Regions from separate parts of the Homo sapiens genome. Here region 1 is linked to region 2. A link is a loop called in an ENCODE intact Hi-C map of the cell type or tissue named here. Cell type or tissue: heart left ventricle. All regions are shown on one strand.

Region 1 (8,000 bases), 96 kb before region 2:
CATAAGACAGCCTGGCCTGTCTCTCTGACCCTCTGCTTCTGCAGACCTCAGTGTCCCCGGGATCGCACATGGAAAATGACATCAGTTGATGCTGCAGCTGGACACGAAGTGCCCAGAAGGAAGAATTCCAAGGAGCATCCAGACCTTCAACCTGGCAGCCTAGTTTCAAATGCCCTCATGATGTTCCAACCCCTTTGCCCCACAACTCTCTCCATTTAGGCTCCCTGAGTAGGTGCAGTGGGAACTTGGGTGCAGGTGGTTTACCTAGGAGGTGACCCCAGGAAGCACGAGGGAGGTGTGAGGAGGGTAAGGGGGGAAGGGAGGGGAAGCCAGGAGGGGGCATTTGGATGGGGGCCACCACTCTGGCAAGTGGGGACTCAGTCCCACTGGGAGCCTCTGAATCGTCCCACAGAGGGACCGGCTGTGTGGGGTCTTACTCCATAGGCCCCGTCCTGTCTGGGCGCAGGGCCAGTCCTGAGTGTGAGGTGCTGGGGAAGTCTCAGCCTAGGTCCGGGCCTTCTCTGTGTCCAGCAGTCAACAGCCTCCCAAGGGCTCAGAGCTCTTCCAGAATGTCCCTTCTGTCCCTCCACGACTATTTATTAAGCACCTACTATGTGCTGTCTTTGCCCTGATCCCCCAACAGCCTTGCATTCTTCCTGCCGCCTTCTGCCTGCCCCCGCTCCCCTGGAGTCCCTCCTCCTCTCCCTTTCAAGGCTCTGCCGGACTCCAGGGCCTCTGTGAAGCTTTCTTCCCATCTCTAGGCCCTCTGCTTCCCTCCTTCCTCTGAACCTGTGGACACAGACCAAGCTGGGGTTTCCTGTGGAGATTTGTGCCTGCTCCTGCCTGCTCTGCAGCCTGGAGCTGGGACCTGCCCTCTCTGAAATACCTCCTCTTGGATGGTGTTGGGGGGCTGAACAGTGGACTCAAAGGTGCCCATGTCCTAATCCCAGGCCCTGTGACTATGTGACCTCATGCGGCAAAATGACTGTTCATATGCGACTATGTGAAGGATTTTGCCACAGGGAGACTGCTCTGGATTTCAGGGGGCCTGAGGCTTCTCGCTAACGGGAGGCAGGAGGCAGCAGAGAGGAGAGAGAAGTCTCCACGCCTGGCTCTGAGGATGAAGGGAGGGGCCCCACACCAAGAAACTCGGGTGCCCCTAGAAGCTGGAAGAGGCACGGAAGTGGATCTCCCCCGGAGCCTCCAGATGGCCCCAGCCCTACAGACCCCTTCACACTCTGGCTGGATCTGCCCTGGTATCTGGGGACCCCAGATCTCAGCGTGGCCTGACTCTCCGTAGTGTCTGGGGACCCTGGGCCTTGGCACAGCTGGACTCTCCCTGGTGCCTCCAGATCCCGGGTCCTGGCGTGGCCTGATCTCCCGGGTGCCTGCGGAGCCCAGGTTTCTTGGTACATCAGCAGCTCTGGGAGGAGATAGGGGTGGTCTCATGGAGAGGTGGGGGTCCAGGAACCAGCCCAGGCCATGTACCCCCTGAGCCTTGGCCTCCTCATCTCTGTTGGGGTTGGGCTTGTCCTAGAGGATCTTTCCGACTCTGAGTTCCTGTGTGGTTTGGGGCAATGGACACCTTGGGATGTAGCATTTGCTTCCAGGCAAGCAGGACTCTGCTGTGCATGCCCACGGGGGAACGGCTTACGCGCTTCCCCAGTGTGGACCCAGCACCGCGATGTGCTTTCACCCTATAATCCTTACATCAGAGCTCCTTGCTCGGGACTACCAGTATTCCCACTTCACAGGTGAGCAAACGGAGGCCCAGGGAATTAGGTAACTCTCCCGAGGTGATTCGGCTGAGAAGCACCGTGCCAGCTGCAGAACCCGCACTCCTAACTGTGGTGCGCCATGGCCCCCCCGCGTCCTGAGCGGCTCCCTCACCTCCTGTGGGCCCTGCTTCACTGTAGGCCCAGAGCCCCCTCTGGAATCCAGTGGGGAGGCCTCCGCAGGCCCACAGTGCTGCTTAGGTCACCTGCAGCTGCAGCCCTCTCATCCACCAGCTCATCCTCTCCCCTCCAGACACACTGGGCCCTTCAGAACCTGCCTGGCCCAGGGCCCCCACAGGAGAGCTTCTGCTGCACCGCCGCCACGTCTTCCTTTTCTCCCTCTGCCCCTGCCTCCTGCCACTCCAAACCCCTTCTCTGCCGGGGAAGGTGCGCATGGTGGGCTTTGGTGAGGGGTTTCTCCCCCAGCAAGGTCGGGCCACTATCCCTTGTTGCCTGCCCACCTGGGCCTCAGGGAACCACACCAGAGTTTGGGGTTGGTCTGCAGCTGGGCCCTGACTCGTGCCCCTTCTTCTGGGATATTGGGCCTAGGGCTGACTTCGTGATTAAAGGGCGATTCACCCATTAAAGAAAGGGTTTTGTGCAGGTCCGTGCCTCGCTCAGGGAAGATGGCACAACCAGAGTGCTGGGCAAAGGCCACCTGTGAGTGTCTAGGGGCTGCGGTCACCAGTGACCACAAGCTGGGAGGCTTAAAGCAAGAGAAGGCATTTCCTCCCAGCTCTGGAGGCCAGCAGTTCAATGTCAGTGTCCGAGGCTAAACGGCGCTGGCAGCTCCCTCGGGGGCTCAGGGGAGGCTCAGTCCTCACCCCTGCAGCTTTGGTGGCTGCCAGATTCTGAGGTTTGTGGCCACGTTGCTCCAATCTTCAAGGCAGAGTCTTCAAACCTCCCTCAGCTCCATCTTCATGCTACTTCTCCCCTGTGTGTGTCGTCTCCCGCTCCCTCCTCCCCATAAGGACTCTTGAGATTGCACTCAGAGCCCGCCCATAGCATCCAGAATCATCTCCCAGTCTCTAGACGCTTTATGTAAATCACATCTGCAAAGACCCCTCCCCTTTTAACCATATATGTCACAGGTTTTAGCGATTAGATGGGGATATCTTCTGGGGGAGGCATTACTCAGCCGGGCACAGGTAGTCTCTTGGTGCATCCTGTTTACCGGGTCAATACCTTTTCTTCTCCCTGTGGAGTCTCTAGGATGGATGAGAGAGTGAGAATGACTTCTCATAGGATAAAAAAAATGTTACTCGCTAAATTTAAACGTCCCGGGAGTTAGATCCTGTCACAGACTGTGGATAAGAATATGAATTGGTCTAATCTTTTGAGGAGCAGTTAGGTGAAATGTATGGAGACTTAAATACATTCATGCCTTTTGATGGAATAATGCGACTTCTGGGAATCTCTTCTGAAGAAAGCCTCTGAAACACAGACATGAATTTCAGAAATAAAAAGCCGTTGATTGCAGGGGTTACATGCTCTGCAACGTAAATGTCCAACCGCAGAACACTGGCTAAGGAAATTCCTGTCCATCTATGGCAGCATTTATCAAACTTCTAGGGCCTCAGGGTTCAATTACTGAGGACCCCAGAGAGCTTTTGCTTATGTGCATTATATTTCTTGATATTTATTGTATTCGAAATTAAAACAATTTAAAAAAACATTTGTTGACTGGGCATGGTGGCTCACACCTGTAATCCCAGCGCTTTGGGAGGCCAAGGTGGACAGATCACTTCAGCTCAGGAGTTCAAGGCCAGCCTGGGCAACATAGTGAGATCCCGCCTCTACAAAAAATAAAAAAATTAGCTGGGCATGTGCCTAGTCCCAGCTACTCTGGAGGCTGAGGCAGGAGGATCGCTTGAGCCTGGGAGGTTGAGGCTGCAGTGAGCCATGATTGCACCACTGCACTCCAGCCTGGGTGGCACGGTGAGACCCTGTCTCCAAAAATATATATAAATAAATGAAAATTGAAAAATAAAAAATGTGTTAAACCGCAAAAGGACAATGACTGCTCTGCACGCTAACATAAGAGCATTTTTAGCGAGCCGAGGCACTGCTTTACAGCTTTGCAAATCTCATTAATATCTGACTTTGTAGGTGACGGCTGGATTCTGACGTCTGCCCTGTGTTAAATCAGTTGTGACGTCACATGTCATGCGGCCTCTGCAAAACTCCATTGTACACTCAGGACAGACTGAGAGTGAAAAGGGAAACCATATCTTCGTGTTGTTATTGAAAGGATTTTGACCACCAAACCCTGTGTGAGGTCCTGAGGACTGCCCTAGACCATACTTTGACAGCTGCTGATAAAAGATGGAATATTGTGCATTAAAAATATTATGAAGCATGAATAAAGTCTATGTGAAGGCTGGTGGTAGACGAAGAATACAGGACGCATCATTTCTTACAGTCTGCAAAAGATGCAGAAAAACATCTCAGAAAAAAAATGTGCTAGGATCATGGGCAATTTTCCTTTGTTCCTAATGCTTTGCTGTTCTATGTTTTCACTGCTGATCCATTTTAAGGACATGCTAGTGGCGGGTTTGCTCAATTCTAGTTCTCAAGGACACTCCATTAGGAAGCAGCTGTCAGCCTCCCCGGCGGCTGGCCAGGTCCTCTTGCTCTGAGATACTCTATTTTGAGAGGTGGACTTTCACTGTTGAGCTAGGGCTGTGAGCGGTATTGACATGTTACAAGCACAGGGATCTCGTGTGTGTGTGTGTGTGTGTGTGTGTGTGTGTGTGTGTGTGTGTATGAGTGTGTAGTCTGGGGATAATTTAGTCTACGGTTATAAAAGAGAGGGAGTTCTGCTCTGGAGCAAAATCCATGGTTGCCAATGAGAAATTAGGAGCTGGCCTGAGATTTCATGTCCTCAGCTGGAATGCTAGCACCCAGCAGGGCTCCAGCAGAGAGCTAAATATATCCTGGGTGTGCTGGCAACCTCAGGAACCCCCGGCGCTCACCAGAGTGGGATCCAAAGGGAGTGATTGATTTGTCTAATGAAAATCAATACCTGGCCGGGCGCGGTAGCTCATGCCTGTAATCCCAGCACTTTGGGAAGCCGAGGTGGGCAGATCACCTGAGGTCAGGAGTTCAAGATCAGCCTGGCCAACATGGAGAAACCCCGCCTCTACTAAAAATACAAAAATTAGCTGGGCGTGGTGGTGTGTGCCTGTAATCCCAGCTACTCAGGAGGCTGAAGCAGGAGAATTGCTTGAATCTGGGAGGCGAAGATTGCAGTGAGCTGAGATCATGCCACTGCACTCCAGCCTGGGCGACAGAGCGAGACTCTGTCTGGAAAAAAAAAAAAAATCAATACCTGCCATTTACAGAGCACCTAGCAACACTGGGCACAGGAGCGAGGCTGTAGATTGATCTCCGACACCACAAAGCCCTGTGGGGTGATGTCACTGCTCCCAGTTGGCAGATGAGGGTGCTTGGATAAGACAGGAGGCACGACCCGCCCCAGGTCACACGGCTGGTAAAGATGGGAGGTGGGCTTCCCACTGGCATGCCTGCCTCTCAGAACACCCACTCAGTGCTGCCGCCTCCCCAGAGCGTGTCTCCCCACGGGTTCTTTCAAATTCTCAGGCCAATAGGGAACAAAGAGTTCTGCGCCTGATAAAAAACATCCCTTTTGCGGATGGTGCATTTTTATGCTTTCCAAAGAGCTCACGCTTCTTGATAAAAGGGTGCCCGGTGGCTGGTAGAGAACAGCAGCATAGCGGGGGTCATAACACTGGCTGAGTGTGGGCCGCGTCACCTCTGTGAGTCCTCTTCACACCAGGTGGTGGGGTGGGGAGCTGTGACTCCCCATTTTACAGGCGGGGACATAGAGGCAAAGTGACATGGAGAAGCCTGCCCCGCGTCACCCGCTGGGCTGGCACTGGAGCTCAGGCTGTGTCCTTCCAGACCCTGTGCTCAGCTGAATGGCGCCCTCCCTCCCTCCCTCCATAATCTGCATTAAATGTGGGTCAGCTTCCTGCGAGGCTTTCACAAGCCTTCTCGCAGCTCAGCGCGGGAGTCATTTTATGTGCTGTCTGCGTATTTGTGATTCTCCTCCACGCCTTGCCTTTCAAATAGAACAAGTCCCCCAGCGGCGGCCCTGGGGCATAAGGGGCAGTGTCATCACTGCCATAGGGGGTGGATGCGGATTCTGGAAGGGACTTAGAAACTGTCTCTCTCTCTTCTTCCTTAAAATGTGACCCACAGCCTCCTAGGAGGTTGACAACTTAGAAAGAGTATTTTGCTGGAAATTGGGATTTTACCAGGAATTTCTGGCCGAGCACCAGGGGCTGCTTCCCCGCTGAGGCTCTGCTGGGTGCTTTGATCCCTTCCCTTTCCCCAACTCTGCCAGGCACCCCTGTGGCCCAGCAGGAGATGCCAGCAGGACTTTGCTCTGGACTTGGGAGGAAGAGGACCATCAGGCTACAGCCGGCCCCTCCTTGGCATTGACCTGGGAAGTCCCCAAGGGGCAGCTTTCAGGGTGGGGGCTGGTGGTTTCTCCCAGGACCTAAGTCCTCCCCTCCGAGCGCCAGTTTCCTCGGTGAGGACCTGCCGCTCCCCGAGGAGACCAACACCAGGAAGGATGCCCCTCACAGAAGACCCCCCAGCCTGCTGCAAAGGCCTGGCCCCACCCCAGGGCTGACAGGCAGCCGTGTCCTCTAACATGCAGCCAAGCAGCATCCACAGGCTTGGCAGGGAGGCTAGAGGTGGTATGTTCCCTGGAGCATGTCGATCCTCTTGCTGGGCACTGGAGGCAGTTCTTCCCTCCAGGAGCACCCAGCCAACAAAGAAGGCATGCAGTAAGCGATGACACTCCATGAGAAAGCACTTCTCAGGGAGGCAGGCTGTGGGGCCAGAGAGAAAGTGAACCTGGCCTGAGAGAGAAATCCTGGCAGGCTTCCTGAAGGAGGTGACATCCAACCAAGTAGGAGTTAGCCAGACAAAGCAGTGGGAGAAGGGCACCTGACAGCAGGGACAGCTAGTGCAGAGCCCCCGAGATGGGAGGGAGAGTATGTGTTTGAGGAATTTCATCCGTGCCCTGACCTTAGGCCCTGGGTAGGGTGCAGGGTGCAGGGCTCCACAGTGCTATCTGCCTTTTGTGCACCGTGGTCCTCCGGTACCTCCCATAGCACCTGGCTGGTAGTACGTGCTCAGTGACAGTGTAGGGAACCCAGCCTTGGGGGCCTGGGAGTCAGTGTCTGAAGGAAGCTCCTTCCTTAGAGGGGTGGAGACCGCTGACAGTACAACAGGCAGATGCCTGGGCCTCAGCCTGGGACGCTGTGATAGAGCTGGGCAGGCCCCAGGAGATGCATTTGCAGACGCCCCCCCCCCCCACTCTCGCCCCCGCTCCCAGTATGGGCACTGTTGACACTGACACCCTTTTCAAGACGTTTAGCCATGAAGGAAGGGGAGAAGAAGGACAAGAGCCGGTATTGCCAGGGTCAAGGGAGGACTGGGGCCTTTGCAGATGGGAAGAGGGGGCCTGCAGAGGGGAGGGAAGCTGGCTGAGAGTGTTCAGGGAACAGGTCCCAAGGCCACGTCCCTGTGCCTCCTCTCTCATTCACTGAGCTATCTTCCTCGCCCTCCCACCTTCCCCAGACCTGAGGTTCCTCAAGGGCCGGGCCAGGCTGATGTTCTCATTGAGGGCTCGTTGACCAGAAAGGGATGGTGTTGTCCTTGGGGAGGGCAGGGTCCAGAGAGGGGACAATTGGTGCTGCACAATTGCAGGAAGTGGCACCTTTGTCCAACCGTGCAGGGGAAGAGTGAGGGCCATCAAGGGCAAGGCCGCTGATTCAGGAGCCCTGGTCCCCCTCTGTGCCCACCTCGTGGCTGCGAGCACACATCAAGGATGCCAGCGCCCACCATGCACCATTCAGCAGCTGACCCCAGTGAGCCCATGCAGCACACCCACAGCCCTTGTCATAATTTCACTCAAGAGCAGCAGAGGGCTGGGGTGGGCACTTGTTTTGAGGCTTAGCAGCATCTTGTTCAAGCTAGTGGCTCTTTAACTCCTGGGCCAGGGAGGGCAATGGGGAAGCCGGGTGACCAGGACATGTGCCCTCTGTGCCCGAAGGTGGAGAGTCATCGTAATGCAGTCTGCCAGTGCACCCCCTGGGCTGCACCTCGGTGCTGGCCCCAGGGGTGATGTTGGGGCAGTGAGGTGAGGCAGAGTCCATGCCCTCGGGCAGTGCGGGCAGCAGGAGAGAC
Region 2 (8,000 bases):
CCTTCAAATACCCCCTCCTCAGAGAAGAATCTTCCAGCTGCCCCCCAGGTTCCTCAAGACCCTATGCCTCCTCCTGTGGGAGCAGTTAGTGCACAGCAGCCATTTCCCTGTTTGTTTGCTGCCTCCGTCCCACAACTGGGCTGTGAGCCCCTGAGGGGCGGGGACTGTGATCTGGGTACCCCCTGCCCGGCACTAACTCCAGCACAGAGAGGATGCTCAGGGCCGCTTGGAGGGTGGAGTCCGAGTGCACGTCTGTGCATGGACCAGCTCCCTCCTCTGCGTTTCCACACAGGCCCCTGCAACATGGGAAATAACTCTAATCATTTCCCTCTTGGGAATTTGTCAACAGGTTCCTCCATCTGGCATCCGGCGTGTCGACAAGCAGCCAGAACTGAAGACAGAAACAAGGTTGGTGGCATTCACTGGTGTCTCTGATGTACCCTTCACTGCTCCTGCACCATCTTTGTACAGTTAAGAGGACACTGACCAGATTCTACAGGCTCATTGTCCAGTCCCACGGGCTGCAGGATGGGGGCAGCCAGGCTTAGGAGGTGGGGAGGGTAAACAAGTAGACTGGTGAGCAATAATACAGATGGAACAAGGGCATCTTTGTTTTCTGTTGATATCACAGAATACCACAGGCAAGGTAATCTACGTAAAAAGAAGTTAATTCAGCTCATGGTTCTGGAGGTGGGGAAATCCAGGAGCAGGGTGCGGCATCTGATGAGAGCCGTCCCGTGGCAGGACGGGGAGAGAAGGCGGGAACTCATGAACAAAGAGGAAAAAGGGGCCAAACTCCCGAGATAACTAACCCACTCCCACAGTAATGGCATCAGTCCATTCAGGAAGGCAGAGCCCTCATGAACAGTCACTTCCCAAACGCCCCACCTCCAACACTGTCACAAAGGACACCAAGTTTCCAACACACAAATTTTGGAGTGTACATAGCAAAGAGGCATCTAAGAGCCTTTGTGGACTGGCCTGCTGAGCTTTTCTCTCATTTGGTGAACTCCAATGGCTGTGAAAATTTGAGAACAACTACAGTGTTAGGGGGCCCAAACAGTCCCCAAGACCCCCCTCATGTCTGTGAACCCCGAAAATCCCAGACAGGTCTCAGTTAATTTAGAAAGTTTATTTTGCCAAGATTAAGGATGTGCACCCGTGACACAGCCTCAGGAGGTCCTGGTGATATGTGTGCAAGGTGGTCAGAGCACAGTTTGGTTTTATACATTTTAGGCAGACATGAGACATCAATCAACATATGCAAGATGAACATTGGTTCAGTCTGGAAAGGCGGGAAAACTTGAAGCAAAGGCAGGATGACTCAAAGCGTGGAGGGGGCTTCCAGGTCATGGGTAGATAGGAGACAAGTGATTGCATTCTTTTGAGTTCTGAAAGGAGGCAATCAGATCTGCACTTATCTCAGTGAGCAGAGGGGTGACTTTGAATAGAATGGGAGGCAGGTTGGCCCCAAGCAGTTTCCAGCTGGACTTTTCCCTTTAGCTTAGTGATTTGGGGCAGTCCCCATCTGGCTGGTGGTCTGTGACCCAAGGGTGGTCTATGGCCCCATCTGGCTGGTGGTCCAGGACCTGAGGACACCCCTAAGGCCCACAGGCCAGGCCATGTCCTCATCCTGCTGCGGATCTCAGCAACCCCTGGCCTCCCACTTACTCTCGAATGTGGGGTATCCCGTAGACCTCATCCATTCCACCAAGCAGGCTACCTTGGGGGTCCTGAGTGACTCTGATGTCCTGTAGCGGCAAGTCTGGGCTCTTGTTTGAGCAGCTGTGCCTGCAGGGAACAAAGTGGGGCATTCAGAGTGTCTGATGGGGTTCAGGACAGCATTCCGATGCAGGCCCGTCTGAGCGAAGCTGCAGGATGCCCAGCATCTGGACCCTTCCTGGAAGGCCAGCTCCCCTGCTGGCCAGCAGAGCAGGCAGGGCTGGAGGCCTGCACGGGGGCAGGCAGGGGCCCTGGCTTCCCACCTGTGTCCCTGATGCTCTCCTAGCAGCTCTGCTTTTGGCAGGGGAGGGGGTCCCAGGGGAAGTCTGCCCTTTTCTGCCTTCCACAGTGGCAGAAGAGTCACGCGATGAAATCCCGCTGTGAGCTTGGCCAGGATCGCAGCAGCTAGCTGGCACATTGTGAATTTTGTTGTCCTCTCAAATAGCTGCTGCAGTCCATGATTCATTCTACAAGCTACCCTGAGGCTGCGCTGGGTCTCAGGGATGAGCAAGGCAGCAGCCCTTCCCTCAGCAAGCCACAGTGTGTGACTCCGAAGTGACCACAGGGCCCGCACCATTTGTGAGATCCTTCCATGCCCACCAAAGGCCTGTGGAAGGGACCTGAGTGAGGGAGCCTCTCACGCCAAGGCCACCAGACCACACTGTGGCTTGCATGTGTGCATGGGAACACCACCCTGTCTCCTGATGATGTGGCTCCGATGAGTGGAGAAACACCAGGGTCTTCATCTCTAGTAGAATTAGAAAAAACAACGCGGACACACGTGGTGTAGTCTTAAAGAGCGGAGAGTTTAATAGGCAAGAAAGAAGAAAGGCAGAAGGAAGAAGCTCCCTGGTAGAGAGAAAGAGGGAGGGGGGGCTCCAAAGCCAAGACAGGGAACCCCAAGTGGGGTGGATACCAGTCAGGTATATACACGGGCTCGAGGTGGCAGTGTCTGATTTGCATAGGGCTTAGGCGATTGGTTTGACCAGGCGTGTCATTCACATAGCCCATGGAAAAGCTGGCCCTCCCACCCTAGTCTTTTAATATGCAAATGCAGGGCGCCCTGATGTTCCACATACATGTGGATATGTGGGGGTGGCCATGGTGCCAGGGACATGTGGGGCAAGGGCAAGAAGGCCACAGGAATCGCCATGTTTGGGTGGACCCAGTTTCTAGTGGCCTGCATTTGCATATCAAACGGTGCCTGCCTGGTTCTAAGAGCTGCTTTGAAAACGAAAACTGCCCAAGGACCCCTTTTCCTTTCTATCTGCCTAAAATAATTTCTTTTCTTTTCTTTTTTTTTTTTTTTTTGAGATGGAATCTCGCTCTGTCTTCAGGCTGGAGTGCAGTGGCCAGTGGCGTGATCTCAGCTCACTGCAACCTCTGCTTCCCAGATTCAAGCTATTCTTCAGCCGCAGCCTCCCAAGTAGCTGGGACTACAGCCACGCACCACCACGTCCAGCTAATTTTTGTATTTTCTTTTTTTTTTAGTAGAGACAGGGTTTCATTATGTTGACCAGGATGGTCTCAATCTCTTGACCTCGGGATCCGCCCGCCTCGGCCTCCCAAAGTGCTGGGATTACAGGCGTGAGCTACCACGCCCGGCCCCTAAAATAATTTCTTAATAACTCCTACCACACTGAAACCGACCAGGGCTAGAAAAGGGAGCTCCGCGGCCACAGCCAGGTCCCCGCAAGGGCGGGGTGGGGGGTGGCTGGCGACAGCTCCCGGGTTCTGACCCCTACTGTGGAGCGGCCATGAGACCTGCAGGAGGCCTGACTGGCCAGGCGGCAGCAACAGCTTCACTGTCCCCACTGATGCCAGCCCGTGCTGACCTCCGGGTCACTGGCCTAGCGGGCAGGGGTCACTTAACCACCGGATGCTGCCAGCAGAGGAGGAAGGAGTCCTTGTGCTCGGGGGCCTGTGCAGGCGTCCTTGTTTCCTGGGCTCTGTTTGAAGTTGCTTTTGAAGCAGTTATTTTTAACAGAGGGCTAGTTGGCCTCTGGCCAACACAGGGAGGAGGCGGCGCAGGCTGAGAGCGGCTGGCCTCTTAGCGCCGAGTCCAGGGACTGGCGTGGCTCCCGGCCTAATGGTTCTCATACACATCTCGGTCCCCTTGGAGCTAACTGTCCGGAGGGCCTGGCGCTTCCTGGCCTGGGGGTGGGAGGGAGAGCCCTCCTGCTCTGTTTTGTTCCGTCAGGTGCAAGCCAGTTAAGGAGAGAATATGCAGAAGGCAGGCAGACCTGGCCGGCTCCCGGCAGCATCAACCTCACTTGTTTTTGGAAACCCGACACCCAGGTGGAAGTAGCTTCTCAGTGCTACCTGCTAGTCAAGAGGAGAAATGACTCCCGGTCCTAGCCCCTCTGTGCCAGCTCCTGGGGGACTCCAGGACCCTCACAGGAGCCAGTCCATCCCTGCCTCAGGGTTGCTCTTCAGCAAGAGGCCAACCCCTGAGCACCTGGCCCCAGGAAAGGTTGCAGTAGGGAGGAGGGAGCACTCACTATTCTCTGCAGCCTGGAAGGTGGCCCTGATCGCATGGCTGCCCCTTCTGCACCATGGGGATGGGAGCTCTCCCAGGACAAGGACCTGTCCACGGAAAGAGTGAAACTGTAAAATACTGGAAGAGATTCATTCTGAGTCAAATATGAGTGACCATGACACAGCCCTCATGTGACCCTGAGAACAGGCGCCCAAGGTGTTGGGGTGCAGCTTGATTTTATACATGTCAGGAAGACACGAGACATCAATCAGAATACATGTAAGATTGACATTGGTTTGGTCGAGAAAGTGGGACAACTCAAAGCAGGAGCTTCCAAGTTATAGGTAGATTTTAAAACATTCTGACTGGCCGTGCGCAGTGGCTCACACCTGTAATCCTAGCACCTTGGGAGGCTGAGGTTGGTGGATCATTTGAGGTCAGGAGTTCGAGACCAGCCTGGCCAACATGGTGAAACCCGCTCTCTACCAAAAATACAAAACTTAGCCAGGCATGGTGGCACTTGCCTGTAATCTCATCTATTCAGGTGGCTGAGGCACGAGAATCGCTTGAGACGGGAGGCAGAGGTTGCAGTGAGTCAAGATCATGGCACTGCACTCCAGCCTGGGCAACAGAGTGAGACCCTGTCTCAAAAAAAATAAAATAAAATGTTCTGATTGGCAGTTGGTTGAAAGAGTTAATATCTGTAGAAAGGAATGTCTCTGTGGAGTGTAAGGTTTTGTCATGCAAATGAAGCTGCCAGGTAGCAGGCTTCAGAGAGAATAGACTGTAAATGTTTCTCATCAGACTTAAGGTCTGCGTTGATGTTAAATGCTGGTGAGCTTTTCCTGAATTCCAAAGGGAGGCGGGCATAGTGAGGCATGTCTGACCCCCGCTTCCCATCATGGCCTGAACCAGTCTTTCAGGTTAACTTTGGCATGCCCTGGCCAAGTGGATAGAGTCCATTGAGATGGCTGGGGAGCCCCAGCATTTAATTTTTGGTTTACAGACAGCATGTCAGACGTCCCTGGCATCTGGCCAGGGTGCTCAGCGGAGGTGAGAAGGATGTGGTCCTAGCTGCCCTGTCCCCAGTGCAAATGCCCCCGCCTCAGGCGTTTGATCATATGGTCACTCAACACACAAGCCACGAAGCACCTACTGTGTGTGCTCTGGGATTGAGCACTGTGAACATAGAGGTGAATAAGACCTGAGGGGTCCCTGCCCACAAGGAGCCCCCTGTCTGGTGGGGGAGACAAACGTGGATGGGCAGCCTCCGATGTGCAGGATGCTCAGAGGCGCCGTGACCGAGAGGGGCCCGGGCCCAGCTGGCAGTGGTCACAGGCGGCTTCCTGGAGCTGCGGCTGATGGTCCAGTCTGGTTCTGGCTCTGGGTGGTGTGTCTGAGGAACCAGTGATCTTCAGGGGACTGAATGTGGGTTTCAGGACCTTGGGGTGAGAAGGGGGTGGCCCTGTGCCTGTGGGTAGCCCAAGGTAAGCCCCGAGAACGGTGAAGGTGGCCACAGGGACAGCTCAGCTCAGAGGGGTCCCTGCTCTGGCCAGGGGCTGGGTGACTTCAGTGGAGGGAGCCTGGACTGGCCGGGCTGGTCCTGTAGGTTGTGGGTTTCCAAGGTGGGTCTCCTTTGGAAAAGTTAAGACTGAGGCCTCAGTGGTGGCTACTGTGGGTGGGAGTCCAGGAGGAAGCTGGAGACTGTTGGGGCCATTGAGGAACGAGGAAACAGGCTTGTGGAGACCAAACGCGGGGCCGTTCCGGCTGAATGGGAGCGAGACGGTCCCGGCAATTCTCCACGGTGGCCAAGGGCGGTAGAGCGAGGCTTGGCATTGGAGTTCTGCTCTGCCTCCTCCCAGCTGTGTGACCTGGTGCAAGTCACTAGCCCTCTCTGAGCCTCAGCCCCTCAGCTTTCACATGGAGATGAGAGGGGTCAGACCATGTGACCGTAATGGCAGGCCTCCCCAGTGACTGTTGAAGGACAGCTGCCTCCCTGGGGCCAGGCAAAGCCGGTGGGGATTGGAGCCAGGTGAGCTCCCAGCCCTTCCATTTCTGTGGGTCTGAACAAGGCGCTTGTACTGGGGCCTGGGAGAACATATGGATATTGAGTTCCATTGCCAAGCACCTTTGTGCGATTGGAGTTGGGTAGGGAGAAAGTCAGAAAAAGCTCCAGCCTCCTCCCACTGGGGAAAATCAGGCCTACTCAGCTCCCTTCTGACTCATCCCCACCCATCGCAGAGCTGGGGACTGAGCCCAGAGAAGGGAATGAGGACAATGACCTGGCTGCCCCGCCTAGACCCCCTCAAACATGCAGAGAGCAAACCTGGCCCCTGGCCCCGTGCTGAAACCAGCCAACGCTCCCTCCCTCCCATATGTACCAAGGCACAGTTGGAGGCTGTGAAACATTCCTCGGGAGCCTGGGAGACTTTCCTGTGCTGCTGTTGGTGTGCTCGGCTTCAGAGAATCTTTCTTCTAAAACACCCAATGTTCATCTGCTTTGCAGAGGAGAGGGTTCTCTGTCAAGGTCATCTCCTGAGCCCACCTTGAGCTGAAATAATAGTGGGGAGAATTTTTCAGTGCTAAGCACCTCACGTGCCTCATCCCTGATCTAATCCTCAGAAACGGTAAGCCCGTTCAGGGAGCTGTTGCCGGGGGATGGACGAGGATGCTGAGACTCAAAGGGTGTTTCAATGTATTCATATAAAATGTATGCAGCCATCATTTTGGCCAGTAAAACATTCGACCTGGCCCAGGAACAGTGGGAACAGCAGATCCTATGTCACATACCTCAGAACTAGCTGTCTACTTTGCAAACAGCAGGTGGTATTGGGCCATCGTGGGCATGACTGAGGACCCAGCCCCTGCCAGCCTGCAGAAATCCGTGGTCCCAGGAGGCAGGCAGACCCCAGAGTTGATGCCCACCTGGTGTGTTGCACCAGGGCTGAGGGAAGCCCAAGGAAGCTGGGCAGGCCTCATAGAGGAGGAAGAGGAGGAGGAGGAGAAAGAGGAGGAGGAGGAGGAGGAGGAGGAGGAAGAGGCGGTGGCAGCGGCAGTTGCCAAGCTTAGGATATAAGGAGACACGGGGCATGGAGAGGACCTGGGCCGGTGGAGCGGAGGCGAGTGCAGAGGTGGCGGACAGGTGGTGGAGTGTCATGCCCACTCCCTCCTCTCCTTCCTTTCTAGATACAGAATCAAGTTTGCACTCAGGGTTGCCCAGGCGCCACCCACATGCCGCACAGGGTTGTCCTCCTGCTGCTGCACGTGGCCCCACATCCGGCGCTGATGTTGCCCATCCTCGCTGGTGTGCGCTGAGTGTAGGAGGTGCTGACTGTCACCCACGCCAGCCGCTGCACGATGCCCAGCCTGAGTCAGGCAGCTGGGGCTTCCCCGATAAAGGCACCCGGCCTGGGTGGCCTGCACAGCAGAAACCCACCTTCCCACAGCTCTGGAGCCCAAAAGGCCAAGATCACGGGGTTAGCTGGGGTGGTTTCTCCCTCGTTGGCTCGTAGATGCTGCCTTCTCCCTGTGCCTCCACATGGACTCCCTGTGTGTGTCTGTGTCCTGATCCCTGCTCGTAGAAACCCCAGGCATAACAGATTAGGGCCCATCCTAGTGACCTTTTAAAAACCCTGTCTCCAAATACAGCCACATTCTGAGGTCCTGGGGGTTAGGATTCAACCTACGAATGTGGACACAGATCAGCCCATCCACTGTGGTGCCTCCTGGGCTGCAGGCACCGCTGCATGGATGGGCCCCTGAAATGGGCAGGACAGAATTGTTGGGGGTGGCAAGAAAA

What was found. A loop is a pair of places that touch in the nucleus more often than their neighbours do. Peaks named below come from ENCODE experiments on the same cell type or tissue, not always from the same donor. Only the 100,000 strongest peaks of a DNase experiment are listed, where the experiment ranks them.
Region 1: it touches region 2 in a loop (2.6-fold over the local background); 8 of 110 quality-filtered maps call a loop at or near these places.

What each region holds. Positions count from the first base shown.
Region 1 is chr4:8,142,286-8,150,285 of GRCh38, reverse strand. All of the region lies in intron 1 of ABLIM2 (actin binding LIM protein family member 2), which reads left to right. Among named protein-coding and RNA genes, the nearest start is that of ABLIM2, 13 kb to the left of the region's middle. RefSeq lists an enhancer at 1-135. In heart left ventricle, no CTCF peak of the experiment used is centred here; a DNase peak (open chromatin) is centred at 4,382; H3K27ac peaks cover 4,149 bases.
Region 2 is chr4:8,046,596-8,054,595 of GRCh38, reverse strand. ABLIM2 (actin binding LIM protein family member 2) reads left to right here. Exons shown (of 21, transcript NM_001130083.2): 8 at 350-408. Among named protein-coding and RNA genes, the nearest start is that of MIR95, 45 kb to the right of the region's middle. RefSeq lists an enhancer at 4,751-5,362. In heart left ventricle, no CTCF peak of the experiment used is centred here; a DNase peak (open chromatin) is centred at 3,745; H3K27ac peaks cover 1,626 bases.